2 separate regions of the Homo sapiens genome follow, and region 2 is linked to region 1. The links are chromatin loops, found by intact Hi-C in ENCODE. Cell type or tissue: HepG2. All regions are shown on one strand.

Region 1 (8,000 bases):
CTGAGGCAAGAATTAGATTTCAGAGACAATCTTTTCACATAATGGCCTTTTAGATATTATATGAAAGAGTAACCATGGGCCTGTAATTTATTCCTCCCTCCTTAGGGATCTCTGAAGAAGTTTTGACTCTGAACAGAATTCTTTGCAAATATCGACTGATGGAATACACTAACATAGAAGACAAATGAGGGTCCTGAAAGGGTTGGCTACGCGCTGACTACTGATCTAGAAATCATTTCAGCATTACGTCCTGGTCTATTTAGACTGCTCATATTAAATTATCCTGAAAATCATGGGAAGCTGAGCTGAAGCATGCAAGTTATACATATAACCACAGCAAGACCATGTGTCTAGTGGAACTCCAGAACTCAGCAGCCTCCATGGCTAATGTGTCCCGTGTGCTTGTCATACTCCATCACCAAAATATGTCTAGCATAGGAAAGGAAGCTTAGGAAGCCTTATCTGTGGATTAGGAGCCTCCCAGATGCTGTGTATATTGCTTCTTCTGTCTCTTATCCATTGATAATTATGCACAAGCTTGGAGGTTCTGAAACAGTAGAAATGATAAAGGTGGAGGCAACTTTAGATTGGTTAAATGGCAATTGGGGTCATACAGCTACAGTTTTTGACAGCTTTAATTGAGATATAATTGACATATAACAAATTGCATATACTTTAAGTTTTGGCATATGTATACATCCCTGAAATCATAAATACAATCAAGACAATGGATACCTATTTGATACCACTGACCCAAACCATGATAGATGCTGTGATTTATGGGGATCCCTAAATTTGTGCTTGTCATGTTTCATAGTTTTAGTTAGTGGTCAAGAAGTACTCAAGAGACAGTAACCTCAGTTATTATGTATGGGATTAATTGGTAGCAGAAATGTTCATGCTTCCCGAAAGAAAGGTGAGACTAAAGAGGGAAATTATAAAGAAGAAGGAAAGCAGTGATGCTTGACCTACTCTGCTGGAATTGTTCCACTGCTGCTGAAAAACAGGATGAAAAAGGGGGAATTGAGAGGATTATTGGTAGGGTTTTGGCGGTATAATCTTGAAGCATGAGAGGTAAAAATCCAACTTCATTGTTGGCTATGACATGCATACCTTAAGAAGCCCCCTCGAAGTTTCCACATATAACTTAGCATGGATAAGTACAAATCCAATCATAAGGATTATGATTTGGAATGGAAATACTTAAACAGGCTGAATGTAATCCCTCAGTTAAAGCCATATTTCCTTTTTATGTAAATTAAGTAAGGATTTGGGATCTGCCCACCCACCCCTCAGTGAGGGAATCCAAAGAACTAGAAAGTGATGTGGATGGAATGGCCTGAGGGCAATAACTAAAATATGTGGAATTATTAACTCTTCGCAATCAGTCTATGGAAATCCACATAGGGGCTAGGAGGACAGTCTAAGAGGTCTAAAGGTGAAACTTGGAGAACGCGGAAATGCTGTGGTAGACAATAACAACGTACCAGTTAAACTCTAATTTGGAAAATACGACTGGAGAAAGTATTCTCTCATTTCATCTCCCTTACCTAAGTGTATAATGGGAATGGGTGTCACAGGAGAATGGAGGACTCTGCTCCTACATTATTACACTGCGTGTGTTCCATGTTCCATAGTCACCCTCCACCTGGTGTCACCTGAAATGATAAATTACAATCTTTGCAATTGCCTAAGACCTCCTCTGTAGAAAATACTAAATAATACAGAGTTCCAGAAGTAAAAGAGAACATTAATGCTTTAATTAGCATTAATGATTGAAATAGTGATATTGATCTCCATTAATTATTTTCCTTAATTGATAAATGAAAATTATTTATATTTATGGTATACAATGTGGAATTTTAATGTATGTTTGAATGTAAGTTAGTATAGCCACCATAGAAAACAATGTAGAGGTTCCTCAAAAAACTCTAATTAGAAGTAGCATATGGTAGTTTCAGCAATCCAACTTTTTGGTATATATCCAAAGGAAGTAAAGTCAATACGGCAAAGAGATAGCTGCACTCCCATGTTAATTACAGTATAATTCACCATAGCCAAGACACGGAATCAACCCAAGTATCCATCAACAGATGAATAAAGAATATGTAGTATGTATACACAATGGAATACTACTCAATCTTTAAAAAATCAGTAAACCCAATAATTCTCTTTTAATAGCCCTTACACACCAAAAACGCAAAGCAGGTTATCTACACATACTGATAGTGGACCACTGGGAGTTCATCTAGGTAGATCCACCATAGCGTTGGATGTGCTATAGATATAATTCAGAAAAACAAAAAGCAAAACCAATACAATTGCACCAACAGGCAATGGATCAAAGGAGAGCATTCAGTATAGATCTTAGCTCATGCTTTCTTTTGTACACCTATTTCAGAAGTCAATCAAGAACACTGCCTCCACATATTAACAAAAAGACATTTAAGCTAACCAGTATACTATCACAATCCAGCGTAGCTGCACTTGATCTTGATAACCAGGAGTAAGTTGATAACATCAATGATATCTTAATTGCCTCCTCAGAGGAAAAAGCAAAGTATACTTTAGAGACTGTGTCACCCAGCTGTCAATAAAGCACGGCAGATAAACCCCAGTACAATTCAAGACCTGCCCCAGTCCCTGAAAATTTAGAAAAGAACATGAGCCAGATCACAAGAGGCTTTCCTCCTATCATAAGAAATAATTTAGAATCTGATCTTGACCTTGTTACTAAACAGCCCAGAGACTGGAGAATCTGTTTGAGTTATGGCATAATCACATCTTCCACTCTGGGATATTGTTAGTCCTTTCCACAAAGTCACTAGAAAGAAATCTGAGATTGAATTGTGGCCTGACAGAAACAAGCAAATAAAAGATTTATAAAGGGCTGTCAATCAGGCAGTGTCTCTTGAGCCTTATGACCCGAATGCACAAATGATTGTAGAAGTGTCAACAACTGGAACACACACAGACTAGAGCTTTTGGCAGAAATCAATATTGCTGCTCAGTGGAGACGGCAGAGATTTTGGACTTGAAAGTGGTCTGATGCAGCTGCTCAATTCAGCCCTTTAGAAACATAATTGTGAGCTTGTTGTTGGGCATTGGCAGGAATTGCTCCTACATCAAGAGACCTGGCAATCCTGAAACCAGAAACACCCATCATGACTTAGGTGATGTCTGTGAAACATTCAAATTGAGGAAACACCCCAATGGAGCACACTGTTAAATGGAAATGGTGCTCAAGTGTACACTTTAGCTGGGGGTTCCAAAGTTCACAGCATTTATGAATAGATCTATCCCTTGCATTTGCACCCAATAGTAACCCTCCCTATCTTTTCCAGCCCATCCTGATCCACAGCCCAAAGATCTCCCTGCTGTAGCTGCTGAATTGTCTAAGCCTTTAAATTCTCCCCTGGCCATACAAAATAGCTGCTAAATGTACTGACTGGATTTCATGAGGCTGTTTCAGAAATTCAGTGGTTACCTGTCCTACATATGGTAAATCCTTAGTGGGAGAAGATAAAAGGCTGAAAGGGCATTTACATCATCCTGAAATCGACTCACTAACTCAAGTAGAGACACTAGAGGGAGCCATCTTTCAGGAGACGGGCTATGGCTGATGAAGCAACCTGAGAACAGATCCTATGCATTACTAGACTCATCAAACATCAAGCTTGCCAGCAACTCTGGGAAACAGCATCTGCCTTTACTCAGGGGACGTTTTAATAATAATGAAATCAGATATATTTAACATACACTGGTGCTAATGACAAGATGTCACTAGAAGTGTGCAGCCCAATAAGGTAGCTGCAAGCTACATATGACTATTGAGCATTTGAAGTGTGGCAAGTCCAAATGAGAACTGTCATATGCACAAAATGCATATGGGATTTCAAAGACAGTACCAAAAAAGTGTAAAATGCCTTGTTAATAATATTCTATTGATGACATGCTAAATTAATACTATTTGGATATGTTTAATACTATTTCGATATGTTTAAATTGTACTATTAAAATTGATTAATTAAATTGTATCTACTTTTTCCTTTTTTAGTATCCTTCTAGAAAATTTAAAATTAATATATGTGGTACACATTATATTTCTCCTGAACAGTATGCTTCTAGATTGCTTATTACAAGTTACCCTATAATTTATGGGCTTTGGCTGGCCTGAATTGTAGAAGGTGAATGTGCAGCCAGAACAGATTTATCACACACGCGCACACACACACACACACACACACACACACACACACACACACACACACGAGACAGACAGAGAGACAGAGACAGAGAGATTTATAATTAGGAAACTTTACAAAACTAGTTTAAAAAATAAGGAGATGAAACAAGATTTCAAAAGCACAAGTGGAAAAAGAGAAATTTGACAAATATCCTATCATGAAAACCAGGTTAATGTTAATTGAATGCAAACCAGAACAGCTGTATTTTCTTCACAAAGGAAAACACTGTGGAATAATATTGACAGAATCATCAAAAGGGAAGACAAAGGAAAGTAATAATATATTTTCAATGTTAAACCATAATAGAAAATTAAATAATAATAGAAAATTAAAACAAATTATTGACATATCACTCTGATTTTAACTCACATATTGGTAACAAATCTCCTCTCTATATACATTCATTTATTCTTTTGAATGTATTTCTGTATTCAATGTATTTATTTATTTAATATATTTATGTATTTATTAAATATATTTACAAAATGCCTACTAGTCCAGGCACTGTTCTTGTCACTTAAGATACATAGTGAACAATCGGACAAAACTTCTGTTTTTAAGTGTTTATTATAGTTACAAAAATGAACAAAAATAAAATTTTGTATATGATGAACATATTTAAAAAACTAAATATAATGGGTAATTTTCTTCCCTAATAAAAAAAATCTAAATTGACAGTTGTACTAGTTCCCAAGGAGTGGTGTTACAGGGTATCACAAAGTGGGTGACTTTCTACAATATAATTATATAATTATATATAATATGTATTATATAATATATAATATTAATATATTGTAATATCTAACATATTATATTATATATAATTATACATTATATAATATATAATAAAATATAATTATCTTATATATTATGTTATATAACATTATAATATATAATTATATTATATATTATATATAATTATATAATTATATTATATATTATATATAATTATATAATTATATTATATAACATAATTATATAATTATATAACTATATATAATTGTTATATGATTATGTTATATATTATATATTAAGTAATGCAATATATTATATTAATATATATTATATAACACATATTATATATTATATATAAGGGATTACATTCAGCCTGTTTCATATATATAACATATAATTATATATAATTATCTAACATATAATTATAATTATCTAACATATAATGATATATAAATACATAACATATAATTATATATATTAAAAAGCCACCTAGATTATTTATATTATATAATGATACATATAATTATATATTATATATATTAAACAGGCTGAATGTAATCCCTTATCATATAATTATATTGTAGAACATATATATATGTAATTATTATATAATTATATAAAACATACAGAATATAATTACATAAAATATACAGAATATAATTTATTCTGTCACTATTCTGGAGACTAGAAGTCCCAAATCAAGGTTTTCAAAGGGTCACGCTCCCTCTACAGCCTCTAGGGCTCAGGGGATTCTTTCTTTCCTCTTCCAGCTTCTACCTGCCCCAGGTGCTTCTTGATTTATGGCAGTATATCTCCAACTTTTGCTTCCATCTTCATGTGGACTTCTTCCCTCTGTGTCTGTCTCTCTCTCTGTTCTCATAAGGATTCCAGTCACATTAGATTAAGAATCACTTTAATTCAGTATGACCCTATCTTAACTTGATCACATCTGGAAAGACCCAATTTCCAAATAAGGTCACAGTCACAGTTACTGGGGGCTAGGACTTAAACACATCTTCTTGGGGAAACACAGTTCAACTCATATCGATACTCTAGTAGGAATCCCAAATAGACTAACTGTGTCAAGGGTCTTCAAGACCAGCGCCCAGTTTAATGATTATTAGAAGAACTCGCAAGACTCATGGCCAAGGTTTATTACATGGAAAGGATACAAGGAAAAAAAAGATTATGGGGAGAAGTCGGTAAGAATCAGGTGCAAGATTCCTAGAGTCCTTTTCCAATAGAGTCATGCAAGGCGTGCATAATTCCTCCAGCAGTAAGTTGTGAGAACACGTGTGAAATATTGCCTACTGGGAGTCTTTTTAGAGACTCAGTGCCCAGGGTTTTTATTTGAGGCTGGTCTTGCAGGCACCCACTGTTTAGCATACACCAAAATTCCAGACTCCCAGAAGGAAAGGAGATGTTTAACACACATCCCATTATTTGCATAGTCTAGTCACAATGAGTCATCCTTATTATTTAAACAAAGTTTATGTCAGTGGAGAGAACTCTTGATCACCTACATTCCCAGATGACAGCCAACCTTGTATGCAGGCTTTTCTAAGGATAGTAGTATCAGGTTGGTTCTTTTAGTGTCACACTTTTCTGCACGCTGACAAAAGAGAAAAGTCAAAAGTTATTTTTAAAAAAGTGTTCTCCCTCTCAAAAGCCACCTGGATTATTTAGTTAAATCATACAAGGATCTTATAATGTTCACATCATAACTATTCTATGAAATAGAATATGTTAGGTAAGAACTGGCTAATTTAAGCAAATAGCCATGATATCAAAATTAATCAACATCAAAGGTGGTCGTTTTTATTATTTGATATTATAGCTATTAAAAACTTCTATTTGGGATTCCTTTTCATAAATCTCTTTCATATTAAGTCGTATTCAGAATTGTGAAACACTTACATGTCTTATTGTATAAATTAGAGCTTTAATAACACAATAATCTAAATCGCAGGTTCTCTGTAGGGGCAATATCTCACCCAAGGAAGAAAAAATGGTTCTTGGAGAAAAAGAACCTTATTATTTTTATGTATAAAACAATAGATATGCATCAATACACACACAGATAAATAGATATATGTGGTATTAAAATTCCATGGTGGGAGACAGTTAGGAATAAAACAAGTTAATAAATTATCTCATATGACTTTTCATTTATTCTATTTATCTATCTTCTAGCACTATATATCTGGAAGGACTCAAATCAAGTTGTTACTATTACATCTGACTAGTGGGGTCAGGGTAAATATAAGAAAAGACTAAATTTTTATACTTTGTGCTTCCTTTTACAATGATCATTTGTATATAATAATGTAATAAACATAAAGTCATTTAATCAACTGAAAGAATCAGCAAAATACACATCCATTTGTCTTGAAGAGACATCCATTTCAGTTATATACATGGTGAAATTTAGAACTTCTTAATGAAACCAATGAATCCATTTGAGGTGAAAAAAAATCAATATGGAGTTTCCTAGTTGAAGGAAGAGACTGACTAAAGAAAAGCTAAAACCCAAGATAGAGTGCAATCAAGTGAGGTTGTATTTTGAAGAAAAGATCTGTCAAATATTATCTATTTCAAAAGTGTCATTGGGTCAAGCTTTACAGATGAGACCAGATTTTCTGTTTAATGTACATACACACACACACACACACACACACACACACACACACACGGACTCAAGAAATTGGCTGGTGGAAATACGAAGTAAAGTTTTAAGATAATTGGCATAAAAGTAAAACATTCTCGGATCATTTTTGAATTAACTTAGTGATACAGGAGTGCCGGGAAGGAAAGAGCATGGTCCCTTTAAATGATATGGAAGGTGGGGAAGGGAAGTGCTGGGTAGAGAAGGGTGGGTCCTTAACTAGGGCTCCACCCCCAGGGACCTAGGTGAGGACAGGCATTTCCTGCCCAAATGTTGCATTTCCCAAGACCAACCTGGCCTGCCACACCCCCATCCTGGGCCTATAAAAACCTGAGATCCTCATGAGGAGAAGC
Region 2 (8,000 bases), 100 kb after region 1:
ATACAGCTGGACTCAGTCACGTGTCCTGTAACAGTGACAGGGTCTGGGTGGCTGGGGTGCAGAGCTGCCTTCAGAGGGGCCACGTGGCTGAGCTGCACTGCAGAGAGGCAGCCTGTGAAGCCCTGCGCACCTGCCAGTGCAGTATCCTGGTCCACATCACTGTGTTCTAGAAATTCAAAGAAACACCGAAATATTAGTAGTGAAAAGTGAAAATAGGCGATGATGCAGAAATTGAGGATTCTGAGCTAATGCAATAGCAATAAAGTTACTAAATTCCTTTTTAATTTTATCTTTACTAAAAAGATAAAAATCCATTATTCTTTCCACTACTATTGGTAAGATTTCCAATGTTAATGAAGTCAAGTTTTTAAGCATGGATTATTAAAAGTGATATGGTAAGCTCCCTAGAAACAAAGCATAAGAATGGGTCAGGTTAAGAAGTGATGAGGGTGTCATGATACTTTTAATTTAAATATAGATTATTGCAATGTATTTACAATAGGGCTTGTAGTCAATATCAAGAGGTACATCCTGGATTTGAAAACAAGTTCAGTACAGGTTTCAAGACTTATGCCCTGAAAGTAACAGAAACTAGAGAGAAAATTGAGCCTCTGGACTTCTGTTATCAGATGCCCAACCCGACAATTTGTTATGGCTGAAAGCTTTCTGATATTTTATGGCCCCACCCAAACATAACAGGAGGATGATACTATCATGCAGTGGAGGCCATACCTCGAAGTTATTAGGGTCTTTCCCTAATTACTCATGTACAGCAATAAAACCCTTTATACCCCTATGTCTTTTCTTCTTGTTTCAATGACAACTTGTCACTGGGACAGAAATATCTGTGCCCTCTAAAGACAGATAATCTCTTCCTCCTATTAATAAGAATTTAGTTAGTATGAGACTCTTGTGGAACGGAGATTGGTTTTAATGCTGGGATATTAATTATAATTTTAACTTAGGAATATATTATACATACTCCTTGCTTAGCAAGCATGAAATCTAAACAAGAGAAATTTATCATAGGCTTTGAAGGCTCAGATGTCATCAAAATACAATGCATCCATCCACCCAGTGTGATAAAAAAAAATAGCACAACTATTGATATGGTTTGGCTCTGTGTCCCCATCCAAATCTCATCTTGAATTGTAATCCCCATAATCCCCACGTGTCAAGGGAGGGACCCTGTGGGAGGTGATTGGATCGTGGAGGCAGTTTCCCCCATGCTGTTATTGTGATAGTGAGTGAGTTCTCATGAGATGTGATAGTTTTATAAGTGTTTGGAAGTTCATCCTTCTTCTCTCTCCTGCTGCCATGTGAAGAAGGTTTTTGCTTCTCCTTCCCCTTTGCTTTCTGCCTATAATTTGCTTTCTGCCTATAAGTTGCTTTCCGATTATAAGTTTCCTGAGGCCTCCCAGCCATGTGGAACTGTGTTGATTACACCTCTTTCCTTTATAAATTACCCAGTCTCAGGAAGCTCTTTATAGCAGTGTGAGAACGGACTAATACAACTATTCTCCCCTGCACTGTATATAGGTAGGGAAAGACAAAATGTGCACTTTAGTCTTTCTTTTGAAAATATAATAATATGGGAGTGTATATTCAGGGCAACTTGAATCTACGTTCCCAGGAAGTTAAGTTAAATTAAAAGTAAAAACAATGCAATGGATATTAAGTATATATGAGTGTATATTATGTGCTAGCCAGTGTTCTAAAAGATTTGCATGCTACTGATAAAACTTTACAGTAGACACTGGAGTATATTATCCAAGTCACACAAATGGAACAGTTAAGTTCAGAATTTTAACTATTCACCTGAAGTTACACAGTTGTTGGCATTACTGGACCTCTGGCCTACTGTATTCCAAATTATGAGCTTCTTTTGTTTATAAACCACTCTCTGGTTGAGATACTCTTTCCTTTACTCTGCTTTCAGTCTCTGTAGTGGCTTTTATTTATTTATTTTTTAAATCATCTTTGCTTGAGAGCTAGACTTTAACTAACCCTGGGCATCTGAGCTCTAATATATATATATATATATTTTTTTTTTAACAGACTCTCACTCTGTCACCCAGGCTGGAGTGATGTGGCACGATCTCAGCTCCCTGCAGCTTTTGCCTCCCAGGCTCAAGTAATTCTCCTGCCTCAGCCTCCCGAGTAGCTGGGATTGACGCCTGGCTAAATTTTTTGTATTTTTAGTAGAGATGGAGTTTTGCCATGTTGGCCAGGCTGGTCTTGAACTCCTGGCCTCAAGTGATCCACCCACTTTGGCCTCCCAACGTTGCTGAGATTATAGGCATGAACCACCGCACCTGGCCAGTTATATCTAAGTTTTTAAAGAATTTTGAGGGGCTCTATTTTCATTCATGTTTTCTACGTAATAATAAAAATCCTGATACAATGTTTAGTATTTTGAATATCATCCTCTATAAAAAGAAAATGGAAAATCAGAGCGATTATATCACTTTCCTGTTGTGAGGGATCTGGTATTGAGCCATGTTCTGACCCACCTTGCTCTTCTTCATTACCCAAAGATAGCACTGAGGGAGCATCACTCTGCTGCTTACATACGATACTGTGAGCTCCTCAAACATAAAGATGACTGCCAACATCCAGCATAACGTCATTATATAGGAGGCAGTTCATCAATGTGTATGGAACCAAAGAAATCATTTAGTCCACCTTGGCAATCATTCATTTGAATATATGTAGATTTAAACATATATACATGAAAAAGACCGCATTCTTGATTTGGAGTTTTTTTTTTCTTTTTACTTTAATGAGAAATTAAAAAGAAAATAAAAATTAAAAAGAAAAACTCTCATAGGAGCATAATTGGGAGAGTGCTTTTCACATTTCTTCTACAAGGTTAAAATGTTGAATAAAATTTCCATAGGCCTTTAAAAAATCTTCCCTTTTCAGCCCCACCCCACCAGACAAGATTTACTTCTCTGGTAATAATCTGATATGAGATATATTTTAAAAGCCTCACACTTACAAACTGAAAACATTTCACCTATTTCAAAATTATTGTACAAAAACCAATGACCGCTAAAACTCAAAATGGACACATGGTCAGTTAATATTTATCCTTTTATGAGCTAAAGAAACAGAAAACAAATGCCCGGATGTTTGAGTATTTTACATGTTAGCAGGGAAAGGGAGAGAGACAATAAACATAGAAACAAAAACTAAATGAGAATTTTAAAGACTGATAATACTATGAAGAAAACAAATTAGACAATATGATGGTTGTAACTGGAACAGAAAATTACCCTGATGGATTAGGTTATATTTATGTGTTTATTTTAAGGGTGACATTTTTTGCAGCCCTATTCCCTTAGTACACTATGGATATTATTCCAGCATCTTCTGGCTGTATTACTTCTTTTTCAAAATTTGTAAGATACCCTGTGATTTTTGAATTTTCATCAGATTGTCCCTAAGTGTGTATCTTATCTCAGTATTCTGCATAGAACATGATAAGCCCTTTCAATCTGCAGACACAAAGTTTTTATTTAGCTTGGAATTTTTCATACAATCTGCACACTACTGCTGTTTCACCTTCTTCCTTTTTATTCTCTTAGAATGCCAATTTTTCACATTAGGTCTCCTCTATATATTCTCTAAATTCATTTTATTTCCATCCTGATTTCTATTATTTAGGACTTACATCTCTGTGGGTCAAATACTTCATTCACTTGATCTTCCAGATGCAAATTCAAGTAGCAAAAAAGATCATTCTTTCCTGTTATATTTTTTGTTTGGGAAAAAAAATCATATTTTTTAGATCCTCAAGGTCTTTTTTTTGCTTTATGAGAATCTCCTTAAAGTACTCTTACTAAGCCTCATTCATGTTGTTGTCTGTCTCCTTGAATAGCTTTATTTTGATAGAAAATCATTTTGGTTTAGTTTTTTTCTCCTTTTATTGATGTTGAATGGTTTTAAGTCTGGAGTTGGTTTGTTAGTTTACTTTTTAATCTGCTTGCCGGTGCCCAGCCACTGATCACCTTAGGTGGCTCACACCCAGGGCAAGTAGACAGTGTGGTGATCTGGGTGGACCAGGAGCAGAGCTGCAGGCCACAGCCCTAAGAAGAAACCTCTCCTCACTCAGCTTTGGGACAGAGAGGGCATGGCCCAAATTTCAGGTCATCTTAGCACCTTGAGAAACAGAGAAAATGGGCACATTAATACTTTCTAATGCTTATCTTTCCCCATGGGGCCCAGGGACCTCTGTAAGGCAAGCAATCCACAAGATCCAAACAATTCAAATCCCCCCCTGAGATTCTTCTAGGCTGGCCCCCGGACTTCCTTCCAACCCAGAAGGTAGGAAGCCCCACAAGAGCCTCCTCACTGGTTCCCTCCAGGATCCCCCTGCCTGTCCGCCTGGACCAACAACTCATTTCAGAAGCGTCGGTGGGGTAGAATTCGAATCGGAAGTGGAGGGAAACTACAAGCAACTCAGCCGCCGTCCTCCCAGAATTGAGTCCAAACAAAATTAGCAGCTATATTAAGTTGCTCATAAGCAAAGCTGGCCTTAGAAATACATAGCATCAGATATCTGCTTTGACAATTGTGCTAATAAGCCAATGGGCAAAAATATAAGTTTTTCTTGTTATCTGACTCCCCAAAAGCCAACACAGTGTAATGAGTTAGAACAGGGTAGGTGGAGGGAGAGACTGATGACAAATGTCTCCTGCTTCACAGAAATCTGGATAAAACAGTCATGTTTTAGGTGTTTCTTGTGATAATAATCCTTAACTGACTCGGATTTCTGGGTGTTTGTGCCTGTTAAAAAGTAACCCTCAAGTGCAATTTCCAACAAAGGGAGTGACTTCTGCTTGTCGAAAGAAGAAACCTTTTAACAAAAGGCCTGCAAGAAAAATGGAGTACCGAGAAATTAGAATTTGGTGAAGTGCCCTTCTATTACAGAGAAACGACTGTTTTTTTGAAAGATACGACAATACATGTAAGAACAATTACAAGGAGTGCTTTATGAAATTTCCTGAGGCGTAAGCAAAAAAATAAAAACTCAGAAAACGAAGTACTTTATATGTCCTACCTATGAGAAGGAGTCATTTAAAAAGAAAGATCTCAATGTCTGGAATCCATTAAGAAGGCTTGCCAAAAAAAAAAAAAAAAAAAAAAAAGGTGCAGTGAATCAAGAGAGCCAGGGTTGGAACTGAATGGTGCACTCTTACTATTTTATGCAATTCCACCAGGGACTCAACACAAAAAGGGTTAGTGGGAAAGTAAAATGGCAAAGCAGACAAAAAAATACTATGTGGATAAAGAGGCAGTTTATCATAAAAGGTATTTGTTTGCCAACCAAACCTACTGTACTGAGTTATAAACTTGAAAGCCTGATTAATGCACAGGTTATGTACAGGCAGCTATCTTACAGTGGCAGGTATTTCCCTTTTGCTTTCAGCATAACCTGTCTCATTTTAAGTGTCATTTTACAAGATGTTTGCAAAAATCACAGTGTACTTAGGTAAGCTAATTAAACTTTCTTTTTTACCCCTTTGGCTTCGAAGCTGGTTTTACTTAAAATATCCTTGAGATGGAAGATTGTCTCTAAAGCTCTTCTGGGGAGATTCAGTAGACATCCTCTTCTCTCAGACCACACATTTTATTTACATCTGGCCTAAATTGCCACTGCAGAAACCTGAGGTGTGCTTCCTGAGCTCTGCGGACTCCAAAGAGATAAATGATCCCTATGGGTCATCGCCTCTAAATACACCAAAGCTACTACTCGGAACGAGTGAAAATAATCTCCAGGCTTATAGAAAACTCCTATAACATAAAAATGAACAGAACTCAGAACTGAAATTTACAATGAGTTTTGGAGATAAAAAGCAAATGTAGCACACCCTATTAATGATGGATGAATGTCAACCAAGTTAATTTGATGCAACCTGGTTTTTACTGCTACCACCATGAATTATCAACACATTATTGTTAGTGTTCTTGTGCCATTATGTATTTGACACAAAAAATAACAAATAGTAATTATAAATTTCATTCAACTTTTGAGTAGTGATTTTTTTCAGTCATTTTTACTGTGTGTTAAATTACATCATTATTCAAAATGTGGGCATATTTTCCCATGAGAGGTTTTATACAACTTTAATAAGATTATGTAAATATCTTAATTGCGATCTCTCTTTTTCCCCATGTGGTGGAATTGTGATCCAGTAATAGCTTAATGAATTGGCAAAACAACTTTGTATCTGTATATTTCCTTTAATTAATTACATCCTAGAGAGATTTCTTTTTCTATAATTTTCTAGTAAATATTTATCTTAAGGAAGCTGATTGACAAGTCAGTCACTTCGGCATTGGAATTTATGTACATTGTGAACAAAGTACTTAGACATGACATCAGACTATCTGCCTTTTCACAGGGAAGACCAGAAAGAAATGAAATGCTTTCTTCCCCATCCTCTAGTACTAATTTCTACAAATGAGGATGAACTATAGTGACAATTTTTCACTCCAATCACCATTAGCAAGCATTAGAAGCAGATATCAAGCAAGGGGGATAATTTTTATGTAATAATATTAAATTGTACTATGATGGCATGAGAATCATCTCTAACACCCCATTACATTTAACAGACAATGCTGGTAGCATTCAAATTTCTCTGCTCTGATTCTGATTAGTCCTTTGGAATATCATCAGCCTCAGTGGTCCCCAACCTTTTTGGCACCAGGGACCAGTTTCAAGGAAGACAGGTTTTCTACAGATGGGAGTGGGGGGATGGCTTTGGGATGATTCAAGTGCATTACATTTATTGTGCACTTTCTATTATGCATTGTAATACATAATGAAATAATTATACAATTGGCCATAATGTAGAATCAGTGAGAGCCCTGAGCTTCTCTTCCTGTAACTAGACGGTCCCATCTGGGGGTGATGGGAGTTGGTGACAGGTCATCAGGCATTAGATTCTCATAATGAGCACACAACCCAGATCCTTCACATGTGCAGTTCACAATAGGGTTCTCACTCCTGTGAGAATCTAATGCTGTGGCTGATCTGACAGGAGGCAGAGCTCAGGTGGTAATGCAAGCAATGGGGAGCAGCTGTAAATACAGATGAAGCTTCGCTTGCTTGCCTGCCTGCCACTCACCTACTGCTGTGCAGCACAGTACTTGTCCGTGGCCCGTGGTTTAGGAACCCCCGATCATACTGATCTTGCAGTATCTCCTTGTTGTGGCTGCATAGTGCCCTCTCTCCACTTCACAGGTTCCATGTTCACACCCCAGCCAATCCCTTCCTTTCTCTTCCTTACATGGATGACTATTCTTTAATAAATTCACTCACATATTATCATCAGTGCCTAATCGGGGCTTTATTTTTTACTTATTCCTGGTGTGGGCACTTTTTAGTTTTTCTTTTTTTTTTTGAAATGGAGTCTTGCTGTGTCACCAGGCTGGAGTGCAATGGCACAATCTCAGCTCACCGCAACCTCCGCCTCTCGGGTTCAAGCGACTCCACTGCCTCAGCCTCCTGAGTAGCTGAGACTACGGGCGCATGCTACCACGCCCGGCTAATTTTTGTATTTTAGTAGAGATGGGGCTTCACCGTGTTAGCCAGGATGATCTCAATCTCCTGACGTCGTGATCCATCCACCTCGGCCTCCCAAAGTGCTAGGATTACAGGCGTGAGCCACTGTGCCTGGCTGGGTACCTTTTAAGGCATGTTAGTAATTAAAGAAATAAACAATCCCTTTCTCCTTTTTATTTTTGAAATTCTTGTTTTATCATTGTATGAAGGTTTGTAGATTTGAGGCACCTGAAAATATATAATTTTGGATTGGTGACTCTTGCTTTTATCATTTGGTATTTTTTTTTAGTGTAAGTAGAGCTCTATGTGTTATTATGCTTGGCTGCCAAATAAAAAGCTTTGCAGGTGACATCATTGTCAGAGGAATACACTTGCCCACTCCACGGGGACCACCTGCCTATGACTATACGTGCTTATGACAAAA

The links. Hi-C counts contacts between places; a loop is a spot of excess contacts. Peaks named below come from ENCODE experiments on the same cell type or tissue, not always from the same donor. Only the 100,000 strongest peaks of a DNase experiment are listed, where the experiment ranks them.
Region 2: it touches region 1 in a loop (11-fold over the local background); 2 of 110 quality-filtered maps call a loop at or near these places.

The regions. Positions count from the first base shown.
Region 1 is chr16:76,649,215-76,657,214 of GRCh38, reverse strand. It overlaps LINC02125 (long intergenic non-protein coding RNA 2125), which reads right to left. Exons shown (of 4, transcript NR_110934.1): 3 at 1,551-1,658; 4 at 1-547. Among named protein-coding and RNA genes, the nearest start is that of LINC02125, 18 kb to the right of the region's middle. In HepG2, a CTCF peak has its summit at 3,589 (motif pointing right); DNase peaks (open chromatin) are centred at 3,604 and 6,444.
Region 2 is chr16:76,545,449-76,553,448 of GRCh38, reverse strand. CNTNAP4 (contactin associated protein family member 4) reads right to left here. Exons shown (of 24, transcript NM_033401.5): 22 at 1-166. Among named protein-coding and RNA genes, the nearest start is that of LINC02125, 86 kb to the left of the region's middle. In HepG2, no CTCF peak of the experiment used is centred here; no DNase peak of the experiment used is centred here.